Linked DNA regions of Homo sapiens: region 2 is linked to region 1. The links are chromatin loops, found by intact Hi-C in ENCODE. Cell type or tissue: IMR-90. All regions are shown on one strand.

Evidence for each region. A loop is a pair of places that touch in the nucleus more often than their neighbours do. Peaks named below come from ENCODE experiments on the same cell type or tissue, not always from the same donor. Only the 100,000 strongest peaks of a DNase experiment are listed, where the experiment ranks them.
Region 2: a loop joins it to region 1, with 2.8 times the contacts of the local background. A loop is called at or near these places in 1 of 110 quality-filtered maps.

The regions. Positions count from the first base shown.
Region 1 is chr4:47,393,488-47,397,487 of GRCh38, reverse strand. The region is part of intron 5 of GABRB1 (gamma-aminobutyric acid type A receptor subunit beta1); the gene reads right to left. Among named protein-coding and RNA genes, the nearest start is that of COMMD8, 68 kb to the left of the region's middle. In IMR-90, no CTCF peak of the experiment used is centred here; no DNase peak of the experiment used is centred here.
Region 2 is chr4:47,450,222-47,454,221 of GRCh38, reverse strand. COMMD8 (COMM domain containing 8) reads left to right here. Exons shown (of 5, transcript NM_017845.5): 4 at 1,008-1,163; 5 at 2,557-3,435. The coding sequence ends at 2,577. Among named protein-coding and RNA genes, the nearest start is that of COMMD8, 11 kb to the left of the region's middle. In IMR-90, no CTCF peak of the experiment used is centred here; a DNase peak (open chromatin) is centred at 2,391.

The DNA.
Region 1 (4,000 bases):
CTGGAACTGAAAGAAAGATCAATGGGTAACAATAAAAAATTCAGAACTAGTGCCAAATACATAGGAAAATTTAGAATATGATAAAAGTGGTGCCTCAAATTATTGGGGAAAAGATAGCTTAAGAAATCATGCTGGCTGAGAAATTACTTGAAACAGCAGTTTGGACCCCTATTTCATGTCATAAACTATTGTAAATCTCAAATAAATTGTAGATCTATCTAGAAAATATGACCATGCTTATACTGCAAGAAAACATGGGAGAATTATTTTATACTACTGGCATGGATGAGGCCTTTCTAACTCTAACAAATAATTCATAAGTCATAAAAAATTAACACATTCAGCTACATTAAAAAAGTGTGGCAACAAAAATCTATAAACAGAATCAAAAGTAAATAAGAGACAAAAAATAATTGCAGTTCATATTTAAGACAAGGGTTAATGTTCTTAATATATAAAAAACTTCTACAAACAACAAAAAAGACAAAGACAAAAACCTTAATGAGAATATAGTAAAAGGATATGAACAGAGAGTTCATTGAAAAATAAAAATGCCTAAACTCAATTATAATCAGAGAAACTCAAATTAAAATTAAAACTGTATCAAGATACTCCTTTTTGCCTTATAACTTGGAAAAAATCCACAAAGTGATAACATATTTTGCTGAGCACGTGGGGATGCAGCTACTCTCATGTTGCTGATGAGGATATAATTTGTTATAACCCAAATGGAATGCAGTTTGCTTCAGCTATCGAAAGTATTAATGTATATACCCTTTCACCAAGCAACTCCTATTTTAAGAAATCATTGCTTAGGAATTACTGGAAAAAGTAGTTTGGACCACTCTTTCATGCCATGAACTATTGTAAATCTTAAATAAACTGTAGATCTGTCTAGAGAATATAACTATAAAAATTTCTAGAAATTAATCATTAAAGAAATTTCTAGAAATTTCCTTCTAGAAATTTGTGTGAATTGCACAATTGTGAAGAATGTGCATACAGGATTATTCATTAAAATACTGTTGTAATAGCAAAATATTTGAAACAAATAAATGTCCCCTGATATGGTTTGGCTCTGTGTTCCCACCCAAATCTCATCTTGATTTGTACTCCCATAATTGCTTCATGTTGTGGGAGGGACCTGGTGGGAGATAATTGAATAATGGGGGTAGTTTCCCCCATACTGTTCTCCTGATAGTGAGTAAGTCTCACGAGATCTGATGGTTTGATAAGGGGAAACTCATTTCCCTTGGCTCTCATTCTCTCTCTCTTCACCTGCTGCCATCCATGTAAGATATGACTTGCTCCTCCTTGCCTTCTGCCATGGTTGTGAGGCTTTCCTGGCCAGGTGGAACTGTAAGTCCAGTTAAACATCTTTCTTTTGTAAATTGCCCAGTCTCGGGTGTGTATCAGCAGCGTGAAAACAGACTAATACATCCTCCGACAGAAGAGTGGTTAACTAAATTATAAATTATAGCACATTAATGCACTATTATAAAGCCATAAAGAAGAACAAGGAATTTCTTATATATAATATTAAAAATCTCAAAAATCCACTTTCAATTAAAAAAATCAAAGTTCAGAACAATAATGTTGCAACATGCTAATATATGAGGGAAAAATCTGGGAAAAACAGAAACATATTTGCATATACTTGTAGGTGTATGAAAAAACTCTGGAGGGACAGATAACAAGGTAATAACAATTTCTTTTGGGGGGACTAGGAAGATGGATGATAAGGATGAAAGGGAAATTTTCACTCTAAACTTTTAATGTATTTTGAGTTTTGAATCATGTGAGTAAATTAACAGTCAAAAAATTAAATTACAAAGAAGGAAATCTTGGCATCCTATGTATTTTCTACATGTGGGCAATGAGATTTCAAATACACACCTCCAGAAGATCTAGAATGGGGTTTATTAAGAAAGAATTTTATGAGCAGGGAGTGATATGGTTTGGCTCTGTGTCTCCACCCAAATCTCATCTCGAATTGTAATCACCACGTGTGGGAGGAGGGGCCTGGTGAGAGGTGATTGGATTATGGGTGTGGATTTTCCCCTTGCTGTTCTCGTGTTAGCGAATGAGTTCGAATGTGATCTGATGGTTTAAAAATGTGTGTGTGGCACTTCCCCCTTTGCTCTCTCTCGCTTTCTTCTGCTGCACCATGGTAAGACATGCTTGCTACCCCTTCACCTTCTGCCATGATTGTAAGTTTCCTGAGGCCTCCAAGCCTTTGTATAGCCTGTGGAACTGTGAGTCAATTAAACCTCTTTTCTTCATAAATTACCTACTCTCAGGTAGTTCTTTATAGCAGTGTGAGAACAAACTAATACAGGGAGGTAGTGGATCACCAGTTGTTTCCCAAATTCTCATTATCCCATGGTTTAGGCTCATCAGGTAGCCTGGGTGCACTGAACCTTGCCTTGCAATGCTGTACATTTCACATTTTTATAGGATTGCAGGGGGTAGCCTTAGGAACTCAGCAGCTGAGACCAGCTTCTATGTCTGTCTACTTAACTCAGATCTGCTGAGTCTGCTCACTTCCAGGGAGGAGGAAATGAACTGCCAGCACCACCCGGACCTGCCTCTTCTCAGAGACAAAAAAATTGCTTTTCTATCAAGTAACACAAAAATCAGATAAGTTAAAGAATTCACCATGCCCATGAGATAAAAACAAACCAATTGGCTTGGAAGAAGGGGAAGTGCTGATGCCAAGCCTGAGAGAAATTTCTCCCATGGACTTTTTTTTTTTAATGTGATGAAAAATGCCTCAGCAAAATCCATTCAGGAAGATGGTGTGAAAGGCGAACTTTTTCATAAAGATAGATGGAATCAAAATAAGTACAATTTAGTTTTTAAAAATCCTTTAAGGAGACAAGGCAATACAGTCCAAATTTAAAGCTGTCTTCTTGTCTGACTTATCTAGGCATGGATTTTAGTAGCATATCTAAATATCCTTTGCTAACCTTTATATGGGGCTGGGGTGGCCTTTCATTCAGTCAGGTTCTCGTGCCTCACACTTCACAAATGAATGACTATCCTCTTCTGAGCTAGACTGCACATGGTTTTGCTTTTAGTTAGAAACATAGAATAATTACAATGGGTATTTGTTAAGGAGGGAGTTGTAAACCAGTATCTAGAGACTCTGTGGAGAGAAATACTATTTATAGATCAAAGCCTGAATAGGAACCTTTGCTCTTGTCCCAATTGAAGTCTGGATTTGCCTATAGCTTTTGACTTCATTATGCCTGTCATTAGTTTGTGATCCTGGGTGGCCCATTTTCAAGTAGGCAGTAAAAACAGGGCTGACAGAACACAGCTTCCATGTTAGCTTTAGAGTCACCCATCAGTGATGCTGGCGTGCTTACTTTCCCCTCCTGAGCACTCTAACATGAGGTCTTTGCTGACTCTTCTCTGCCACAGACAACTTCTCTGGATTCAGTCTCTTATCTTTCTAGATATCCATCAGGATCCCTGATGAAGCACAGAACAATACCTAGTTCTTAGGGATGGCATCAAACATACCTAATTCTCTAAACTGGCAAGCAAATCAATGGAAAATATACTTGACGTTGCAATACACCTACTTGTAGTGCCTGCTATGCATCAAACACTATCCTAGGCATGAAGGATATGCAGTGGGTTAGGTGTGGCCTTACTTTTCAGGATCTCATGGTCTAATAGCAGTCTAAGCAAACTATTGACCCAAGGGAGTTAAACTTCTTAGAGGATTTGGCCAGATGGGTAGAGCAGGCCTGCCTGGCAGAAGAAGTAACATATAGGATGAATACTGTATACAGGGAATAATATAAAGGTTGGATGATGTCAATGGAATATTGTGATTTACTTCATGAAATTTACTCAATAAGCAACTCAATTTTAGCAAGAAAACTGAACTTTGGCAAAGTTGAATCCATATGAACACCACAAAATCCTCAACAATTTCAGTATGCAAAGAAAAAACTGGGCCAAGAAGAGTAAGGTAATTAGGTAGCCA
Region 2 (4,000 bases), 57 kb before region 1:
TTTTAACAAGTATGAGTATCTGGAAATGATTGTAACCGCTTCTCAAGGTAGCACATGCATCATCATTGGTGGTATTCAAGCATAGGGTGAAAAACTATTTATTGGAAATATTGAGGAGGAGAATTATGCATAAGATAGTTAACCTGAAGCTGATACTTCCAGATCTGAGATATTATGGGTCCTGTTTTTGGGTGAGAGAATAGAGGAGCTATGTCAAGATTTGATTCTATAGTGTATGTACCACAAGGGAGATCCTTTGAGGTCATTAGGGAAGATGTCCCTTATCATTGCATAAGTAATTTTTTTGCAAGTGGCAGCATTCTAAACAAAGATTCAGTTTTTGTGGATTTTTCTGGCTCAGATTCTAGAAAAATTGAGTTTCCCTATGCTGTCTGCCAAGGAAGCTACAGTGCTCATTTCAAGAAGTATTAGTATTATAAATATTTGGTTCTTCCAATTCCCCTAGGATATATTCCAGAGAAAGAAATTAAGAAGTGAGGTAAATGTACAGAGTGTTTCTGTTGAGTGGCTCTAATTGAAGATGGTATCTTGATAACATATTTATCAATATTGTGATAGATAGCTGACCATGAATTAAGCATCTTAATTTCTGAGAGTTTACCACTATTTTTGGTCTCACTTATCTTTGTACATGAACTTTCATCTTCTTGGTGCCTTCAGTCTTCTTTAAGAATTCTCTGTTTCTTGTACATTAGACCCATTCAGTACTTCCCAGGCATGACTCTGATCTAGACACCTGCTTCTGCCACAAGATTGCTGACTGGTTGTCTTACTTTCCTACCGATTTCCTCTCCTTTATTCACTCTCCTTTCTCTTTCTGTTCTTCAAATATGCTTTAGCATGGACTTAATTTATTTCTTTCACCTTTCTCTATACTCAACAGCAAACAGTACTTTTAAAAAATGTACTGCTAACTAACCTCTGATGTATACTCAATATAGTTCTTTTTACTATTTATTAATTGCTATTTTTCTGATTTTAAACAGCTTGCACTTTCCAGTGACAAGATTGCTGCATTACGAATGCCACTTTTAAGCCTGCATCTAGATGTAAAAGAAAATGGTGAAGTAAAACCTTATTCTATTGAAATGAGTAGAGAGGAGCTGCAGAATCTAATACAGTCCTTGGAAGCAGCGAATAAGGTATTTGCTATAATTTTGTCATATGATTTGAATGTTTAAGGTTTTGGGGTTTTTTTTTGTTTGCGTTGGAGTCTCACTCTGTCACCCAGGCTGGAGGGGCAACGGCGCGAACTCGGCTCACTGCAACCTCCGCCTCCCGAGTTCAAGCGATTCTCGTGCCTGAGCCTCCAGACTAGCTGAGATTACAGATGCCTGCCACCAGGCCTGGCTAATTTTTGTATTTTTAGTAGAGATGGGGTTTTACCATGTTGGCCAGGCTGGTCTCAAACTCTTGACCTCAAGTGATCTACTCGCCTTGGCCTCCCAAAGTGCTGGGATTACAGGCATGGGCCACTGCACCCAGCCAAATGTTTTAAGTTTTGATTGATACTCCTAGACTCATAGTTCACTTTTAGTGTTTTTTCTCCAGATGTTTTATGTTAATTAAGCACAGAAAATACTTTGTTAATATGTTCTGAGCTCTAGTTTTAGATATTAATTATAACTTGTAATGTTCAATTAGTTTTGAACATAATGTACTAAGTAATTTTTGAAAGAATAATAGTGCTATTCTAACAGCTGAATTTCTTTTGCTGCAATGCTCGTTAATGATAAAAATAACATTTTTACCTTAGAATAATAAAATTGATTCTGAAGAGTTTTTATGATTAAAAAAATTACGATCCTAAAAAAAGTGGCTTTATTAACTGGACTAATAATAGAAAATTGCTTTTATGATCCTCTAACTATGGAAGACAGAATCTGACTTGTAGTTATTATGACAAAATCAGGTTGAGGCAAGACAGAACTAATGAATGTCCAAAAACTTCACATTTACAATGGAGTGGCTAAATAACAATAACTGCTCCTAATGTTTAATAAATGAGAAAAATAATACTTAAACAGTGGAAACTGTTGTGAGGAGGAATAAAAATAATTGTCTTTGTATATGTATGTTTCTTCGTTATTGCTCAGCATTTTCTCTAGTGATCTCATCTCAGTGATTAAGTCTCAGTGATTCTTACAACCTCTATTGCCCTACTATTTAATCTTCTTGATCCTCCTTTTTAAAAACTCTGATAAACTTCAGCTTCTCTCCACACTCTGCATTTGCTCAAACATTGTAGTGCTTTGATTACCGGTCCACATGCCTATTAACCAAACGAGCAGCTCAGGCTTGGCTGGATGGCTGGGGCTACATGTGTGAAGGGTGCATGTGATAGAGCCCGATATAAATGGTAACAGATTCTGAACCGTAGATTCCAGCAGGCATATGTCATCAGTTACTGTGCATTGTACTTGCTTGTTATGAGTTCTCCATGCCCTTTTTCAGAGACTTCAAAGCATTTAATATGGAATATATCAGCATCAGTCTTGTATAACCTGATATTTTCTCTTCAATTTGTGTTTTAAGGTGGTCCTGCAGTTGAAATAACTGGAAATGATGAATACCAGTCCTATCAGATTTTATTGCTCCAACTTATATGGCAGAGTGAATACTGCGTGTTCAGAAACCTTGTGATGTCTTGACTGTTGCACCAGGCTGAGAAAGCAGCAATATTGATATTATAAAGATAAAAATTTATCAACATTCCTTAACAGGAAATTACATGGTTGAGAGGAAATGCATAAAATGAAAGATGAAAAATCTATAGTAGCAGTTTATATTTTCATGATTGTTTTGCCTCATTTATTAAATATTTGAGAAATCTTTGGAGATACATAGTTTTATTGAAAGCTAAAAATAGGTTCTAAAGTAATGTAAAAATATAAAGCACAAATATACTTGAATATTGCTTAAAGAATTGTGTGAATAGCAACATATATTATGGATATATACTTTGTGATATTTTTAAAAAATAATTTTTTCAAAGAATGTATAAGCTGCATATATAACTCAGGAGATTCCATGTCTTTCTCATATTTCAGAGGAAAGATTATAAAATATAAAATTTCTTAGAGAACACCTCTTTGTCAGAGATAAACAAGAACAAATACTCTAAACTTATGTGAACAGTTTTGAGTTTATGAATTCTAGAAACTAAAATCAAGAATACAGAAAAATGAAAATAACATTTTACTTCTGCGCTTCTATGTTTGGGAAACATTGCTCTGATAAAAAATAGCTGTCATTATGCAGTGTGTATATTCAAATATGAGATAAGACTATGTACACATCCACTTTTGTTAATAAACTCAATATTGAATACTTTGGGATGTTAAATTCATTGGAAAAACAAACCATTTGTAACCTCAGTTAACTTTAACAACAAGCATTCTGAGCAAATGAAAAGTGTCTTGTTTTATTTTTATATATTGCTTTATTTTAAATGACTCCAAATAACTCAGTAGTTATACGTAATTATACGTAACTCAATAATACATAATTAATAGGTGCTTGCTATTTGCAAGCCATATGGCTTATTAGAGCATCAGACTATTCTTTGAGGCATCCGGAGCAATTATTACTATTCTCATCATACAGATGAGGATAGGCTTAGAGTGTTTTCTGAGTGTGATCTAAACAGTGCTACTCAAAATGTGTCTGCAGAGAAGTGCTTGTCTGTGAACTGTTTGTTACAGGTCAGTGATTCAATAAGGAGCTTGGGCCAGAAAGTGTATCAGTATACTGCTGTCTTCATCGAGAAATTTTGGTTTTAAAAAAATTATCAGCTGAAGGAAATAGTGTGCTTAGTGTGGTAGTTAATTTATCTTCTTGTGCAAGTTATTTGTTATGATGGGCCAGTGATGGTTTGTAGAACAGCACTTCGAGTAGCACTCATTGTGAAGTCTCTTCTAAATTTCAGCTTTCCATGCAGTATCTCCTTTACAAGAAAAACGTCTTGCTATAGTTAGTC